Regions from separate parts of the Homo sapiens genome. Here all the other regions are linked to region 3. Evidence: chromatin loops called from intact Hi-C (ENCODE). Cell type or tissue: chondrocyte. All regions are shown on one strand. Links, peaks and the distances in the headings refer to the core of each region. The heading gives the core; the rest is flanking DNA. Region 1 overlaps KCNAB1 (potassium voltage-gated channel subfamily A regulatory beta subunit 1). Region 2 has its middle 120 kb from the start of KCNAB1. Region 3 overlaps KCNAB1 (potassium voltage-gated channel subfamily A regulatory beta subunit 1).

Region 1 (5,901 bases), core at 659-5,658, 340 kb before region 3:
ATTGACCCAGGAATTACGTACACTGCTTTTTGGCGGTGAGTGGGCTTTTACCCAATTATGTATGTCTACCTTTGTTTGAGCTACACAAGGATAAGAATTTATAGTTGATTAAATATGTTGCCTAAGACCATTTCTGTCAACTCTGAGCACCGGCTTATAGTTAGAAACTTCACGCACACATACACACACACACACACACACACACACACACACTGAAATCAGTTCCCATTTATATCATTTTAACCTGTGTCACCCCTTGCAGGAACATCCATTGTAAGAGTAAGAATAGTCTATATTGGTTTCTCTCTTCTATAAATGTCATTGAATAATTGCTTTCCTGAAGAATCCTAATCCATATGACTACATTTTAAACACAAATTTCTCCCCAGTGGTCCTTTGGCAATGGAGAAATTAGCATGAAATATAAAGCAGAGTGCTTGAAAGAATTTCCTTGAGGGAAATTGGGATAGCAGGAGGGAAAGAGATTTATACTTTTCATTTAGTGGCAATATGTACTTTATCCAATTTTATATCATTAGGACCATTAAAAGGCAGGAATGTGAAATATGTCTTCTCTGAAGACAGTTCTTCATATTTATATAACATTTTCTGCTTTAAGAAGCCAATTGCAAGAAAGAGTCCAATGCGAATGTACTGTGCTGTTCAAAGTGTTTATTTCAAGGGCTCTTCATTTCCCCTACGCCCTCCAGAGAGTTAAAACGCTACATGGCCTCTAATCTCTAAGTACATAACCAACTCTCTTCTCTGGACAGTCAGTTTCTGAAAATTTCTTTTGAAATCAGTGACAAAAATGCCTAGCCTATTGGTGGATTCCATTTTGTAAGCTTATTTTTACAAATCACAGACTTCTCTAGTATCTTTGTAATTATTTAATCTGACCAAGTGATTTCTGGGAGTAAAATATATTTGAGGCTGTGTATATCAGCCAAGGGTGTTCTTTAATGAGAAATCTTATCACACACACCTTCTAAATGCATTTCAACTGCACACAGGACTGGGTTTTATATTTCTTGGCATTATGCCAAGAAAAATCTCTAGGAACAAGGTGAGCGTTTGATGCCCAGTGGATTCACACATAAACTTGTCAATTTTCTTCGTATCTGTATTCATCAGAAGTTGTTATTAAACCACATACTATGAGCAAACACACTCTAAGTCCCTCTGGTGGGGGATGTGTGACAGACAGAGGGACAGCAGAGTTTCATAACAGAATTTTGAAGCCTTGCCTTTCTGCATAATTCAAATGGCTTTTTTTTTTTTTTGGAGACAGAGTCTTGCTTTGTTGCCCAGGCTGGAATGCCATGGTGCAATCTGAGCTCACTGCAACCTCTGCCTCTCAGGCTCAAGCAATTCTCGTGCCTCAGCCTCCTGAGTAGCGGGGACTACAGGCATTCACCACCACACCCAGCTAATTTTTGTACTTTTTTTGGAGACAGGGTTTCGCCATGTTGGCCAGGCTGGTCTCAAACTCCTGACCTTAAGCAATCCACCCTCCTCGGCCTTCCAAAATGCTGGGATTACAGGCGCGAGCCACCACATGCGGCTATCAAACGGCATTTTAAAAAAGGGAATGAGGATGGTGACATGATTGGTTACTTATTCCCAGGTCAGTGGTTAGTGGCAAGTGGCCACTGAGAGTAGATAGGGGCCTTTCTAGATAATTGGAGGTAGTCAGCATGAAGTCACAGAGTAGACAAGACAAGGGGATAAAACCGTAGGCTAAAGGACTGAGATAGGTCCTGGAAAGTCCCAGGGGAATATTGCAGGCAGAGAATACTCTCTGAGCTGGGTTTTGCTAGCCATGGAGAGAGCCCAGGGCATCTAATGCCTTTTAAGCTAGAGCAGTTCCAATCTACCCATGTGGCCCCACACAACTTTGCTAACACCTCTGGATGTAAAGGTCCTTCTGTCATCTGGCAGTTTCTTTCAGAAGCTAGTGTGGGTATTACATTCACTTGTGGACCTTAAACATTTTGCTTCTAGGGAAAGACATGTAAGGCTCATTGAAAGCATCTGGCAAGTGTTTAGAAAAGGCTTCTCCTCTGGAGAGAAAGAAAAGCCTGGAAGAAGATCTGAATGTCGGATGCCTCAAGTCACTGCGGTCAACAGGCAGTGTTGCTGTCTAAGAGGGGCAGGGACCCTGGTCACAAGGCCCTGACACAAAATTGGGTAGAAATTGACTCAGCACTTTTCTTCTTAAGAAGCTCAGCCCTGATTTCACTCTCAGGGCAACAGAACCATTATCAAGATGGCCAGTGAGTTAACCAGGGTGTTTCCGAGATGAGGGAGTGAGGGTGTAATAAGACAATGGGAAGAAGAGGGTCTAAAAAAACACACAAAAAATCACCATCTGTAAGTGAAACTCTTCCTAGTTTTAACTACTTAGTTATAAATGTTAAACACACTGGAAATGGGTTATGAATCATCCAGGTAATAAGAGCAATTACTGTCCAGTGGTCAGTAGGAAAGAAAATAGCATAGTTCATCTGGGTTTTACTTCCAGGTCTATCCAATTGTCAGTGGGAGTCTCAGTCAAGCCCCTTAACCTCTCTGGGGACCTCAGTTTCCCCATCTTTAAATGACAGCATTTATTCTAAGTTCTTATCCAGTATTATTAACACTCTATGTAACAAAAAAATGCAACAAATTGTATGCGATGGTTAATTTTATATGTCAACTTGACAGGGCCACAGGGTGCCCAGATGTTTGTTTCAATGTTATTTCTGGGTGTGTCTGTAAGGGTGTTTCCAATGAGATCAGCATTTGTACCAGAGGACTGTGTGAAGCAGATTGCCCTTCCTGATGTGAGTGGCCATCATCCAATCAGTTGAGGACCTGAATAGAACAAAAGATGGAGGAAGGCAGAATTCACTCTCTTTGCCCAATTGATTCAATTGATTGAGCTGGGACGTTGGCCTTCTGCCCTCAGACAGTGACATATACCATTGGCTCTCCTGGTCCTCAGGCCTTCAGACTCGTACTGGAACAACACCACCAACTTTCCTGAGTCTCCAGCTTGCAGACTACCGATTATGGGACTTTTAAGCCTCTATAATCATATGAACAAATTCCTTGTAATGATCTCTTTATGTTTACCTCCTATTAGTTCTGGTTCTCTAGAGAACTCTAATACATTCTACATTTGGGGACAAAGATATTGCTCAAGGCTAGCCTTCTTATCTCCAGTTTTACTCAAAATAATTTTAGGAATTAAATACTTGGTATTTTCTCTCTTTGTTCCCTTCAAGCAATAATTAATTTTTAGTGGTTTGTTCTTGGGTAGGAATTAGAAACATTATGTAGCTGACAGAGGGCTACATGCAGAGCTTATAAGGAGGAGCTGCTTTCTGCAGCCAGTTTCTTGATGAGAATTCAGCAGGAGGAGCTCTTTAGCTGTGTGAACATCCATCAGAAGGGTAGGTAGTTAGCAGGATCTACAGTATTCAGCAAAATAAAATTCTCCCAGCAGAGAATGCCATGCTTCTTTACTCATTAAGGAATGGGTGAGCCCTTCCCTGACACCCTGACTGTTCCAGCCTGTAGTCAAAGTATCAATGGGAAATCAGGGACCCACATACCTACCAAGTCCTTTTTTAGGTCTTTTCTTTAAAGCTGGTTAGTTATCCCATACATCAGTGTGCCCGAGGTCGAGAAGAGCTGGAGGGGCTGATATTTAGCCAATGTGGTCGCTTCCACAGGCCCTCTTATTCTCATAGCAGCTCAGCCTCCCATCAGGAGGCATGGAGCCACCAACGCAGGGGTCTAAAAAGGTACCAGGAAGACTGGGCTTGGGCTGCCAATGAGGGTGCATCTGCCAGTGAGCTTTCACTTTTAGAAGATATGGCAGCTTCTAGCTAACTTTACCAGATGCTAGTTGTTGAACTCTTCCTCAAGTCTACAAGTGGAATTCTTCAGGGAAACATGGTGTTTCTCTGGCTGCCACAATATTTATTTATTTACCTACTCAACTATTTGGTGGAGAACCTCACAGGGCTTAGAGTGGTCTCAGCCAAATTGTCAGCTCATGAGGCTTCTGATCTGTTGCAGTGAGTTTGGATTTTTACCCCTCTGGACTGTCATCAACAGAAAACAGAGGTGCTTTGGGTTTGTTTGCTTTTTATTTTTTAAGGCTTTTAATACAAATGTTTTTAATACAAAATCACTTAGAGAAATACAGAAAGAAAATATCCTACAAGCCAGTTACTAAATAAAAAAAAAATCCCAACCAGCAAATTTGTCACATTGGGCAGGCATTAGAAAACAGGAAAAAAGAAAAAGAAAAAATAAAATACAACGTCCCTGAAGGCCGGGCACGGTGGCTCATGCCTGTAATCCCAGCACTTTGGGAGGCCGAGGCGGGTGGATCACAAGGTCAGGAGATCGAGACCATCCTGGCTAACACAGTGAAACCCTGTCTCTACTGAAAATACAAAAAATTAGCCGAGTGTGCTGGCAGGTGCCTGTAGTCCCAGCTACTCGGAGGCTGAGGCAGGAGAATGGCGTGAACCCGGGAGGCGGAGCTTGCAGTGAGCCGAGATGCGCCACTGCACTCCAGCCTGGGTGATAGAGCGAGACTCTGTCTCAAAAAACAAAACAAAACAGTTCCTGAAATCAGGCAGGTGGATTTTAGAGGCCACGGGGAGCTTGCCTTAGTCATCCTGGTGAAATGGGATAGCAGTGGTTTTTGGAATATGGCCACCACCTCCTCTGTTTCTTGCCAGTAATCGTCATCTGAAGGGAGGGTGCTAGCCTGGGCAATAAATATTTGACGTCACTTATGCAGTCTGAGGTCTCAAAGACAAGTAGCCTTGGAGTCTTCCATTCCATATCCCAACAGTCTCTTGTCACTCGATGCTGAGATAATGAAGGGCTAGTCAGGGTGGAAAGCAACTTCATTGATGGAGCCAGCATGGCCGGGCAGCTCATACAGTATTCTCCTGCTTGTGGTATCCCACACATACACAAACCTGTCGGCTGTGCCAGGTGCTATTTTGCTTCCATCAGGTGACCAAGAACATCTTAGAAGGTTCTTTTCAAAGTTGTGCACATTTCCTTGAACTATGTTTACACACCTCTCTTTGGGGGCAAATGGCCAGACATCCCAGACACGAACTGTATTGTCCATTGCATTGGACAAGAGATAAGAACCTTCAGAACTTAAGGTCAGGCCAGTCACTGAATCTGCATGGCCTGTCATGGTGTAGGTTAGTTTGTTCTGGCACAGGTCCCAGACCTTGATATCATTGTCTATTCCACCAGAAATAATCTGATCACTTGTGTCATTGAAGGTCACAGCTAACACCTGGTACATGTTCTGAAATGTTTAGATGGCTGCTTTCTTCCAGAGTCCCAAAGCTTAACTGTGCCATCGTCACTGCTAGTGCAAACAAGGTGGCTAGATAACAGGAATTCACAAAGGAAGTATGTCCCTTTAGCGTTTTAACCCTCTTGCCCGTTTCACTATCCCACACAGCCACAGTTTTATCTGTGGATGCTGGGAAGAGCATACTGCCATCTGTGTTGTAATGCAGTTCCATCACTGCTCCACTGTGTTCCTTCAGTATGGCAGAATTATCACAGTCACCATAGACATTCCACAACAATATCAGTCGGTCAAATCCTGCAGATGCTAAGGTGGATCGGTTGGGGGTGGAACTTGCAGCAGTATACTTCCCCTTCATGTCCAGAGAGCAGCATGATTGGGGCTTGAAGGGAGGAACACCTCGGAGGTCCTGCTTGCAGCAAAGCTCCTGGCGTCGCCTGCTGCTGCCCGGCTCCAGGGCCCGATCCCGCCACTCCCAACAGCAACTCATGCCGCTGCCGCTTGACTGGGACCAGCGGTAACTCTGGGCCTGTACGCTTCTGCTGTTCTATCATGGC
Region 2 (5,901 bases), core at 507-5,506, 510 kb before region 3:
CGCTTGATGTCCAGAAAGCTTTTTATAAAGCAAAAACCCTTCTCTTTAGAGGAAATCAAATGCTTGGGTTTTAAATTAGGCTCAAACATACATCCTCACAAATGTGCACACAAATATTATAGTGACTTTAAGGCTCCATTAGGATGTTCAGCTGAGAGTTGTGCAAATGTTTGATCCATCTGGTGACAGCTCATAGAATGTGTTATTTCCAATGTTTGCAAATAACAATCTAAATAGAAATATGCTTGAAGATATTCTGTTAATGTGTATGCACTGAAAAGCAATTTCCTTTCCATATTATATATTAAAAGAATTGAAACCCTCCCTTGTATTTGCAATTGTATAAATGTCTTCATGCTATTTAAGGTGCAGGTCATGGCAGGAGAGCGTGAACGTGTCATTTGATAGTTCTTGGTCAATGCGGGTATAGTCTCTAGCAGTGGTCTTTTTTTGAAGTATTTCAAATTTTCATTGGTTTTATGCCAGCGAGTGGAAAAAGTAAGGGCTTTGCAGCTAGTGAGACTTAGGTTCTAATACATATCCTTTGGAACAAGGTGTTCAAAATTTGCTGGGATAATGATGGTGACATTTGCATAGGAGACATGGAATCTTCTGCTATCAAGGATTAAGACCTTTTCCTTCGCATGTTAACTGCTATTAAAACATCTCTGGGGAGCCGAGCGTGGTGGCTCACGCCTGTAATCCCAGCACTTTGGGAGGCTGAGGCGGGTGGATCACGAGGTCAGGAGATCGAGACCATCCTGGCTAACATGGTGAAATCCCGTCTCTACTAAAAATACAAAAAATTAGCCGGGCGTGGTGGCGGGCGCCTGTAGTCCCAGCTGCTAGGGAGGCTGAGGCAAGAGAATGGCATGAACCCGGAAGGCGGAGCTTGCAGTGAGCCGAGATTGTGCCACTGCACTCCAGCCTGGGTGACAGAGCGACACTCCGTCTCAAAAACAAAGCAAAACAAAACAAAAAAAACTCTGATGATTGAAACTGTTATTAAATGGAAAGCAGTGTAAAAAAGGCCACTTGAGACCTCCCCGGGGGGGATTTACTAGAAAGGCGAACCCCAGTGCCATGCCAGTGCCTCGGATATCTTGGGCGAAGGAGACAGCTTTGGATGCAGCTTGTGTCTGAAGCTGGAATCTGAAAGCTTATTCTTAGGCAGTGAGCTTAGCAATGTTTTGGAGGAAGTCTGAATGACCAACTGGGGTGTCTGTTGACTTTACATCTCACAAAGTTTCTGGTCTCATACATGGGGTAGTGTAGCTGCAGGTTGTTAGGTTAATTAGTTTCTAGGGGCCGTTGTGCTATTCTGAAGCCTCATGAGCTTTATTCCATTTGTGAAATTGGGGGAGGGATGTGGAGGTTGGAGGGTTAAGGGCTGGGAATAAGGTGAATCCTGGTGTGGTGCTAGCTAAAGAGGGGGACTGATGGAGTGTTAAAGGAGTCAGGGATTGGAGATGTCTGATCCCTCGTCTTCTTGGAGAAGCAATTAAATTAATTAATAGCATTGTTGGAACTTGTTCTGTCATGAGTTCTGATTTTCTCTATAGTCTTGAACTCCTGGGCTCAACTGATCCTCCTGCCTCGGCCTCCCAAAGAGCTGGGATTACACTTTCTCCTAGGTTCATACATACATCTCATTAAATGTACATACATCTCATTCATCATCTCATTAAAAATGAGATGATGTATGTATGAACCTAGGAGAAAGAAAAAGGAGTAAGTTATTTGACTAGCCTTCCACTTAATGTGGAACTGCCCGTTGCTCAGGTGTCAGTGGCCACTATTCCTGAACCCATGTGCATTCCAATCGAGCTGCCCCTCTGGGAGCTCCTGCATCACTCAGTGTATTTTTTGAGGAGATAAATGTAAACTTTTGGCCTTTTCATTGATCACTTTCCCTGTGTTAGATTGTTCTCAGGGGTAGAGAATTCAGAACTCTACATGGCGTTGCTCACAACTTTCTGAATGAACTCAGGCAAATCTCAACCTTAAAGAATGTTGAGCACAAAAACATTAATTTTACCTGCTTTAGATGTTTGATGCTAAATTAAAGTGAGAAAATGCATATGAAAGTGCATTGCAATATGACTCTTTATTAGACATGGAAGGACACAGAACATGCAGAGGGAAGCATTTTTAAGCATTACTAGAAGACCAGAATCAAATTTAATATTCCCTTAAAGTAAATAAGTATTTATACATTAAAGCCCACCAATGAAGGACCATCAGGAACACATTTATTGTAGTACGAAGAAATTATACTTATTTTTCTTGCTGTTGCAAGACTGAAAGCACCTTAAATAAATGATGAGGAGTTGGAAGAAGCTTGTCATAGTATGTGAGTGTGTGCTGGATGATTCAAGGGAGGATTGAGGAGGTGGGGAGCAATTCTGAATTGGATGTTTCAGGAAGCAGGAGCAATTTTGTGACTGAATATCGTAATGATTTTTATCTATAAGATAGAAGGACGACAGTGGTTTTCCTTGGTGAGGTAAAGGAGAAGCAGTCACTCATGTTAGACAGAAGAGGGGGCTGTTTTACTATTTTTGTGATTTCAGAGTGGCCTTATCTGTGTCTCATTCCAAATACGGGCTTGGAATGGACTTGTTTAGACATTGTTTCTATTCTGTGATTGTGGTTTATATGCAATTGGAAATATTATGGCCTAGTTGCCAGCAGGTCTGCTTTTCATTTTCTTGCCTGGTTTCAGGTATGAATATTTGCTTTATCCCCTTTTCTGGAAGGCAAAGAAAGAAGTCATATTCTAGAAGGGGGCCAAGCCTGAGCACTAAGATAGAGGGTCTCCACCTGGGCTTTGGAGATTAGTAAAGGATAAGAATTAAGTTACAAGAGCAAAATGGTAAACGAGTAACGGTAAATGCTCAAGGAGTGAAGCATACCAGAGAAGGTGCATGGGAGATGGCCCTGAAGAGGCTGAGTGTAGCTCCTCCTGCAGGTGTGTTTTTACACAGGTACGCATAAGGAGCACATAGGTTCTTATGAGAACCACACAGATACATATAAGGAGCCCACGAGTATGTACAAGGAGCACACAGGTATGAATAAGGAGGCCACAGGCACTTCTAAGGAACACATGGGTACACGTAAGGAGGCCATAAAAGGTGAATAGAATTTTTGTTTTCTGACTTCAAATGTAACAACTAGACTCCCACCTCAATGCCAAAGTTTTAATTTTACCTCCATATTACCTTCCTGTGATTCCTTACTTATAGTTTTTACCTATATATGTAATGTTCATTTTAATCTTTAACATTGGTTACTTTTGGGAAGTGATACCAAAGTGTTTAGGGAGGCGTCATCACTCTGCTTTATATACTTATACATTGTTTAAACTTTATGGGCTAATTTATTTATAATTAAATTAGTACATTAAAAACAAAAAAGAAACAATTTAATAGTGGTGGTGGTGGAGGATCATGTGATTTTTTTTTGGTGATGTTCTCTGAAGGATGATTTTCTAATTAATCTGTTTTTTTTGAAGGGAAATTCAAAATTCCCCCTTATGAAGGGGGTGGTGTAGGTGTCTTGGATCTGTTGAAAAGACAGTTTTGAGGAGAATTATGATTATGATTATGATAAAATTATGATTCTAATACAAGTGTAAAATGAAAAATGTAAATGAATTTTATTTAATTCGTTAATTAATGGGAACCAGTAATATGTACAAACAATCCAGGAGAATTCAAAGATCAGACCCATATATTGGCAATGAGGAATGCTGAAATGAATTTGCTTAATAAATGCAAAACTGGCTTCTTGGAAAAAAATGGATGTCATTTTGCACTTCTCCCTGGCAAAATTCATTTGCAGTCTGTGAACAGGAGTCATTTGCATTGCTGGCAGTGACCTATGTTTACAGAGTTGTCTGGTTGCAAGATGCACCACTGGACAAGACACCCAGTAATCTTATTTGCCCATTTCAAAGTTTTCAACACTTTTTCCTGCCAGCTCAGAATAACATTTGTTAAAATTCAGTCATTCCTCACCGGGCGCAGTGGCTCACGCCTGTAATCCCAGCACTTTGGAAGGCTGAGGTGGGCAGATGTCTTGAGGTCAGGAGTTGAGGCCACCCTGGCCAACATGGCGAAAGCCTGTCTCTACTAAAAATACAAAAATTAGCTGAGTGTGGTGGCAGGCGCCTGTAGTCCCTGCTAGTTGGGAGGTTGAGGTGGGAGAATTGCTTGAACCCAGGAAGCAGAGGCTGTAGCAAGCCAAAATCGCGCCACTGCACTCCAGCCTGGGTGACAGAGTGAGACTTCCTCTCAAAAAAAAAAAAAAAAAAAAAAAATTCAGTCATTCCTGCCTAATACCTGTACTTAAGATTACATACATAAAAAGAGAAAATGGGCCAAGTGCGGTGGCTCACGCCTGTAATCCCAACACTTCGGGAGGCCAAGGTGGGCGGATCATGAGGTCAGGGGTTCAAGACCAGCCTGGCCAACATGGTAAAACCCCATCTCTACTAAAAATACAAAAAATTAGCCAGGCATGGTGGCACGCGCCTGTAGTCCCAGCTACTCGGGAGGCTGAGGCAGGAGAATGGCGTGAACCTGGGAGGTGGAGCTTGCAGTGAGCTGAGATCGCGCCACTGCACTCCAGCCTGGGTGACAATTGAAGACTCCATCTCAAAAAAAAAAAAAAAAAAAAAGAAAAGAAAAGAAAATGGAGAATATTAAATGAAATAATAAATTGATTATTTGTTATAATTTTATTCTGATGTTTATTTCTGTTGATAAGTGACCAATCCAAAATGATTGTAAAAGAAAAATTTCACTGACTTCAAGGATGTTAATGACATAATTATCAGCAAATAGTTTTAAATTTGCTTGTATTTTCTCTTTTTATACTTTAAGTTCTGGGATACATGTGCAGAACGTGCAGGTTTGTTACATAGGTATACACGTGCCATGGTGGTTTGCTGCACCCATCAACCCATCATCTACATTAGGTATTTCTATAATGCTATCCCTTACCTATCCGTTCAATCCCCAATGGGCCCTGGAGTTCCACTCCATGTGTCCATGTGTTCTCATTGTTCAACTCCCATTTATGAATGAGATCGTGCCATGTTTGGTTTTCTGTTCTTGTGTTAGTTTGCTGAGAATGATGGCTTCCAGCTTCATCCATGTCCCTGGAAAGGACATGAACTCATCCTTTTTTATGGCTGCATAGTATTCTATGGTGTAAATGTGCCACATTTTCTTTATCTGGTCTATCATTGATGAGCATTTGGGTTGGTTCTAAGTCTTTGCTATTGTGAACAGTGCTGCAATAAACATACGTGTGCATGTGTCTTTGTAGTGGAATGATTTATAATCCTTTGGGTATATGCTCAGCAATGAGATTGCTGGGCCAAATGGTATTACTGGTTCTACATCCTTGAGGAATTGCCACACTGTCTTCTGCAATGGTTGAACTAATTTACACTCCCACCAACAGTGTAAAGGCATTCCTATTTTTCCACATCCTCTCCAGCATCTGTTGTTTCGTGACTTTTTAATGATCACCATTCTAACTGGCATGAGATGGTATCTCATTGTGGTTTTGATTTGCGTTTCTCTAGTGACCAGTGATGATGAGCTTTTTTTCATATGTTTGCGGGCTGCATAAATGTCTTCTTTTGAGAAGTGTCTGTTCATATCCTTCACCCACTTTTTGATGGGGCTATTTTTTTCTTGTACATTTGTTTAAGTTCCTTGTAGATTCTGGATGTTAGACCTTTGTCAGATGGCAAAAACTTTCTCCCATTCTGTAGGTTGCCTGTTCACTCTGATGATAATTTCTTTTGCTGTGCAGAAGCTCTTTAGTTTAATTAGATCCCATTAGTCAATTTTGGCTTTTGTTTCCATTGCTTTTGGTGTCTTA
Region 3 (5,901 bases), core at 245-5,244:
GGTTCTTCCTCAACAAAATGGGATTCAAATATTCCCACCTAAACAGTTACTGTCAAGATTAAGTATATGCTTAATTAATATCAATCTGCTCATTTGCATTGAAGAAACTGAGATCTCAGCAAGGACAAGAGATGTCAAAGGTTAGTGACTGTGATGGGACCAAAAAAAAACAATGTCTCCTGCATCCTAATACATGCTCTGTAAGGCAAATGGAACCAGGCTGTCCTCAGACATTCAGCAAACCTTTAAGATATGTGACTCATGATCCATACTAAGGATGACATCATTTCATTTATGATTATAAGTTTCCAGTCCTCTGAAGAATGATAGTCCTCTATCTCCAGGCATCAAGCTGAGAGGATTCTCTGCAGCTCAGAATATGAAGGACTGATCAAGATTCAAGATGATTCCTCTAAGCTTCAAAGCAGTACAGTTATAAACCACCACCACCACAAGCTTCTGAAGTTAAATAAATAAACAACTTAAGGTAGATAAATCACAAACAGCTGACCTGAAGTAAAAATTGTGCCTAGGTCTAGGCCTATTTTTTATTAGTGTTAACAGCAACTCCTCTGATGAAACCAAATTCTTGCATTATACCAGTGTTGTAGCCTCCATCTTGATCCTTGCCTCTTAAAAAAAAAAATCTGATATCAGCTGGGTTGAACCATAGGATACTGTCAATATTAAACTATTATGGGGCTCTAAAAATAGCAATTTTATTTGGTTAAATATATAATATGTTAGTGTCTAAAGTGGTGCCTTTGCTTGTTAGATAATCATTCTTCTTTTTTACATAAAAGTATAACATATTTACTGGAAATGTGAAAAATTAAGAACAAAATTGCATGTAATTCCACTAAATAATACAATTATTTTGCATGTTTTTTCTCAGTATTTTGCAAGCATATTTAAAATATTTATAATTGTTAATAATATTCAAGCTTTTAATTATGCCTAAAAACTTCACTCCTAACCTGTTTCCTCATCTAGAATAAGAAGGAACTGCACTGGATTACCTCTAAGGCTTCTTTTGCTTTTATCTTTTTTATCTTTTGCTTTTATCTCTGTGGCCAGATTAATTTGAGTACATTTTATCTGATCAAAACATTAATTTCTAATAAGCATATTTTTATCTTTACCCCTATGGCTTATTGTTCATGCAGTACAACTATTTGCTTACAACTTTCAAAGTTCTAGGGAACATTTTGCAGGAAAAAAAGTTTAATGTGAGCTACCACTTTTGGCATGTGATCCAATTTAGAAAATTAAAATATTGATCAACCAAAATTGTTTTCACTCAGAACAAATAGTTGTATTAATTTCTTTGACATAAAATGCATATTTTTTAAAACATTGATGGCCTACATTACTGAAACAACTGTCCCCAAAATGTTAGAATCTGGGCCTATTTGAGAAGAAACCTGGGCCATTTTCAGTTTGTGTTACTGTTTCAAATTCACAAGTTATTCTACACCCATTATCCCACGTCAAGCTTTGAAAGAATTTCACAACATCCATATCATTTCTCACTTTACAGAAGGAAATTGAGTACTCAGGGAAACAAAGTGGACCTGCAGCATTTATAGGGAGCCACCTGTGTGCTAGGGATACAGGGAGTATGTACGAGAGCTGCCTGTGGCGGGTGAGCGCTGGGGAGGCATCATTAGGTTAAAGAATAATGATTATTTCAACCTGGAAAGGAGCGCAGAGGGAGGACTTAACAAAGTCTTTCAATAGTTTAGTCAGTTTTTCTAAAAGTTTGTGATTGAGAGCTAATGAAACTAATACAAAGGCCCTGGCTCACTGAAGGAGGCTAGGACCTGGACCTCAGCATTTTTGCCAAATTTCCCAGGCGATTCTGATTCATGGTGGTGGAGTGGGGCGGAGGGGAAAGAGGGAGAGGAAGAGAGAGAGAGAGTAGATATCATACTAGCTATCTGTTTGCTTATGTACTAAGGCAAATAACTAAAGATTATAGCATGAAGCACTTGGGTTAGATAAAAAAGCAAAAGAGGAAATATAGGAAGACGTTTGTATCCATTGAAATGGCTTACTTGGGAATAGTATAAAGCAGTGTGTGTCAGCATTACTTGAAAGGCTGCTTAAAACACATATGCAGACTTTGTAATTTACTAAGTCTGGGGTGAGGCCCTGGGATTTGCATTTGTAACAAGTTTCCAGGTGCTGCTGCTGCTGCTGCTGCTGCTGCTGCTGGTCCAGGAGCTACACCCTGAGACCATTGGTGTAGACAAGCACGTTGGTTCTAAATCCTGGCTGCACACTAGAATCATCATCTGGGATGAGTTTTTAAATTATTATCGATGCTGGGGCCTCACCCCCAAGAGATTCTAATATAATAGAATTTCAGTGGAGCCTGGGCCTGGATAGTTTGTAAAGCCCCCACTCCAGGTGTTTCTAATATGTAGTCGGAGTTGAGAACCACTGGGATTAAGGCTTCTGGAAAACTAGGGAAGGAGCCCAGACCAGGAGAGTCACATTCAGTACTGGGTTATCAGGTTTAATCACATTTGTCTGAGTCTCCTTTCCCAGAGGCAGGTGATGCAGTGCACTAAACTATCTTTCTAACATCCTTTCCTCACTCAGAATTGTTATTCTGCCTAGGAGGCTTTTAAAAGGCATCTCCATGTTATGCACTTAACAGTATCTAGAAGACAGTTGATTTTTCCTTTCAGCAATGCTGCCCTCTAGTGTTCTTAATTATTCAAATCATGTAAAAACCCACCTTGGCCATCAGTATGGTTGTTTCCTATTAGTAAGCTAAACGAATTTTTCTCTGAAATAGAATTAAATTTTAATTCATGGCAACATGAATCTCCAAAACTGCAGCCTCTTGGTTCTCCTGCAATTTCTCCCTGCTTTTGATGTTGCAGCCTCCTTCCAGGACAAGAACTCACAGAGTTCCCTTTTCCCAATTCCACCAAGCTTTTCTCTTCAGAGTCAAAACTAAACAATGAGGAAAAAACTACCAGCAACAAAAAGACCTGAGGCATTGGAGTGCCTCGCAGAGGCTCTCCTCACCTTTTTCTCATTTCTGCTACACATCTCATGCCTCCTTTTACACTTGGTTCACAGTTTATTGAGACTAGAATTCATCAAACAGGTGCTGCCATGTCTTCCCATGATGGTTCTACAAACCTCCCTGGGTCCCATCATCTTGACAAAAGTGTCCTTCTTACCTCTAGGGGCTCTGTCCCTCCTCCCTCTCCCTTTATCAAGTCTCTCTCCCTCTTCCTTCCCAGCCCCGAGGCCATTTCATCAATAACTCCCTCTTCCTAGGTCACTCCAAATGGCACACAGGCTTACTCTTAATGTCCCGTGACCCTGAATATCCCTTCAGCTCCTGTCCTATTTCTCTTCCAAACTTATTGAATGCATTGTGTTTAAGGCCTCTCCTTCTTCCACTCATTCTTCCATTGAGTGGCTTCCAATGGCTCCAACCTTGCTTGATCCCATCACATCACTGACACTGAAGCTGCTTTTCTCATGGTCTGCAGTGGTCTCCCTACATATGGCCAAATCCAGTGGACACTGTTTGGGGCTGTTCTGACACAAATGTCCATGGCGTTCCACCCTGTGGGCATGGCTCCCTCTTGAAGTGCCCTCTGCTCTTGGTCTGACACATCCCTGTGTGCCGGCTTCCCTCCTGCCCCTTTGGCTGCCGGCTACCCAGCATCCTGCATGGGTCCTCTCTCTAACCCCTGGGCTGGCCATCAGAAACTCTTCTCTTTTCTGTCTATAGACTTTCCTTACAAGGCTCATCCATTTTCATGAATTTAAATATAATCAATAGACTGGTAACTAATAAATGTATATACACCTCTGGCCCAGATTGCTCACTGTCGTATTTATCCAACTATTAAATATCCACTTGACATCTCCCCTTTATTTTTTATTTTTTATTTTTTTTGAGACGGAGTCTTGCTCTGTCCCCCATGCTGGAGTGCAGTGGCGTGATCTCGGCTTACTGCGAGCTCCACCTCCCAGGTTCATGCCATTCTCTTGCCTCAGCCTCCCGAGTAGCTGGGACTACAGGCACCCGCCACCACGCCCGGCTAATTTTCTGTATTTTTAGTAGAGACGGGGTTTCACCGTGTTAGCCAGGATGGTCTCGATCTCCTGACCTCGTGATCCACCCGCCTCGGCCTCCCAAAGTGCTGGGATTACAGGTGTGAGCCACCGTGCCCCGCCCGTCATCTCCCTTTTAGTATCTCACATGCATCTCCATTTTTCACATGTCCAAAGAAGAACCCTCGATTTTTCTCCCAAACCTGTTCTTCCTTCAGTCTCCCTTATCTCTGTAAACAGCCAGATATCTGGGAAACAGCTTTAATTCCTCCCTTTCCCTGACCACACTCAGTCCATCTGTAAGTATTGTGGATTCTGCCTTCAACATCTATTTTGAATCCATCCACCACTCTCTCTGTTTGCCATCATCACCCTATTACAAATCACCCTCATCTCCTGCCTAGAATACAACAATACCTTCCTCAAGCTCTTTCTACTTCCTCCAGTCCTCCCTGTTACTAATGATTCTCCACAGCACAGAGACTGTTCTGAAATGCAAACTATATTCTACCATCCCCTTACCTGATAAAATGTTAATGCCTTGATTAAACCTTGAATAACATACAAATGACATGGTTTGCCCTCTGCCAACTTCATCTCATACCCCTGTCCTCCTTCCCTCCCATTGCTGGGACTCACTAAGCTCTGTCCTTCCTCAGGGCCTAGGCGCATACTACATCATCTGCCTCGAATGCTCTTCCACTGTTCTTCACAAGGATGGTTCCTTTTTTCTTTTTTATGCCTAAACATGATTGCTCTTCAGTGAGACCTTCCTTACTGCACTAAATATGTCTTCTCTTTCATTTCCTGTCCCAGTCCCCTGTGTTATTTTCTTTATAACACTTTACATTTTATAATGACTTACTTGTTTACCCCTCCATCTCTCACTCAACTTGAAACTCCCTGAGTCCAGGAAATTTGTGTCTGTTTTACTCACAGAAGAATCCAGCAACCAGCACAGTGACTGGCAAACATTAAGCTTTTAATACTTGTGTGTTGTATAATTAAATGCATGTGCAGGAAGAGTCACAACTTCCACTCCATCTTCACTGCTTTTGTCAAGGACTCCCACGTGCCCAAGCCACCTGTCAGCATTCTGTGCCTGTCTTACTTGATGGCAGAGACAGAGTTAAGGGAGAGGCCAGGTCCAGTTTATTCTCTGTTAACCTCTTCTGTGTTTATCAGCATGTTTGATTCACCACAGTATCTCCAGCACCCAGAACAGCAGACACCTAGTAGATACTGTTGATTGGCTGAACTCCCAGCTCTGAATGACACAGGATGTGAAGGGAAAGGGAGCTGGTGCAGTGATGGAGACATCTAAAGACAGAATCTATCTGGGGCAGAGATTCATATCATTGTTTTCAACTTCTGGAACTGTTTATCATAGGCACGCATCTCCATTTGTATAATGAAAGAGAAGAAAAGCGGTTCCTTACACTTTTTTAATCATATGTTTTATAAATGGAGAATGAACTTCATAGTTTTAGTTGCTAGGCAATAATTTGATATTCTAGAGTCTTTCTCCAAGAAAAAGAAAACTATTTTGCTTATAAGCCAGCTTTTACCTCTGTTGGACACACAATGGTGAATGAAAGCATTTCCATCTTCCAAAAAAGAAATCAAGGGCAATTAAAAATAGTTTACAGAAGGACGGGAGCAGTGGCTCACGCCTGTAATCCCAGTACTTTGGGAGGCCGAGGTGGGAGGATCACGAGGTCAGGAGATCGAGACCATCCTGGCTAACACGGTGAAACCCTGTCTCTACCAAAAATACAAAAAGTTAGCCGGGTGTGGTGGCGGGCACCTGTA

What was found. Hi-C counts contacts between places; a loop is a spot of excess contacts. Peaks named below come from ENCODE experiments on the same cell type or tissue, not always from the same donor. Only the 100,000 strongest peaks of a DNase experiment are listed, where the experiment ranks them.
Region 1: it touches region 3 in a loop (5-fold over the local background); 22 of 110 quality-filtered maps call a loop at or near these places.
Region 2: a loop joins it to region 3, with 3 times the contacts of the local background. A loop is called at or near these places in 8 of 110 quality-filtered maps.

The regions. Positions count from the first base shown.
Region 1 is chr3:156,171,014-156,176,914 of GRCh38, forward strand. The region is part of intron 1 of KCNAB1 (potassium voltage-gated channel subfamily A regulatory beta subunit 1); the gene reads left to right. It also overlaps the pseudogene SNRNP40P1. Among named protein-coding and RNA genes, the nearest start is that of KCNAB1, 53 kb to the left of the region's middle. In chondrocyte, for the core only: CTCF peaks have their summits at 1,172, 3,396 and 3,595; no DNase peak of the experiment used is centred there.
Region 2 is chr3:155,993,204-155,999,104 of GRCh38, forward strand. No RefSeq gene overlaps it. Among named protein-coding and RNA genes, the nearest start is that of KCNAB1, 120 kb to the right of the region's middle. In chondrocyte, for the core only: a CTCF peak has its summit at 2,548 (motif pointing right); no DNase peak of the experiment used is centred there.
Region 3 is chr3:156,507,191-156,513,091 of GRCh38, forward strand. The region is part of intron 8 of KCNAB1 (potassium voltage-gated channel subfamily A regulatory beta subunit 1); the gene reads left to right. Among named protein-coding and RNA genes, the nearest start is that of SSR3, 45 kb to the right of the region's middle. In chondrocyte, for the core only: CTCF peaks have their summits at 2,709 (motif pointing left) and 2,918; no DNase peak of the experiment used is centred there.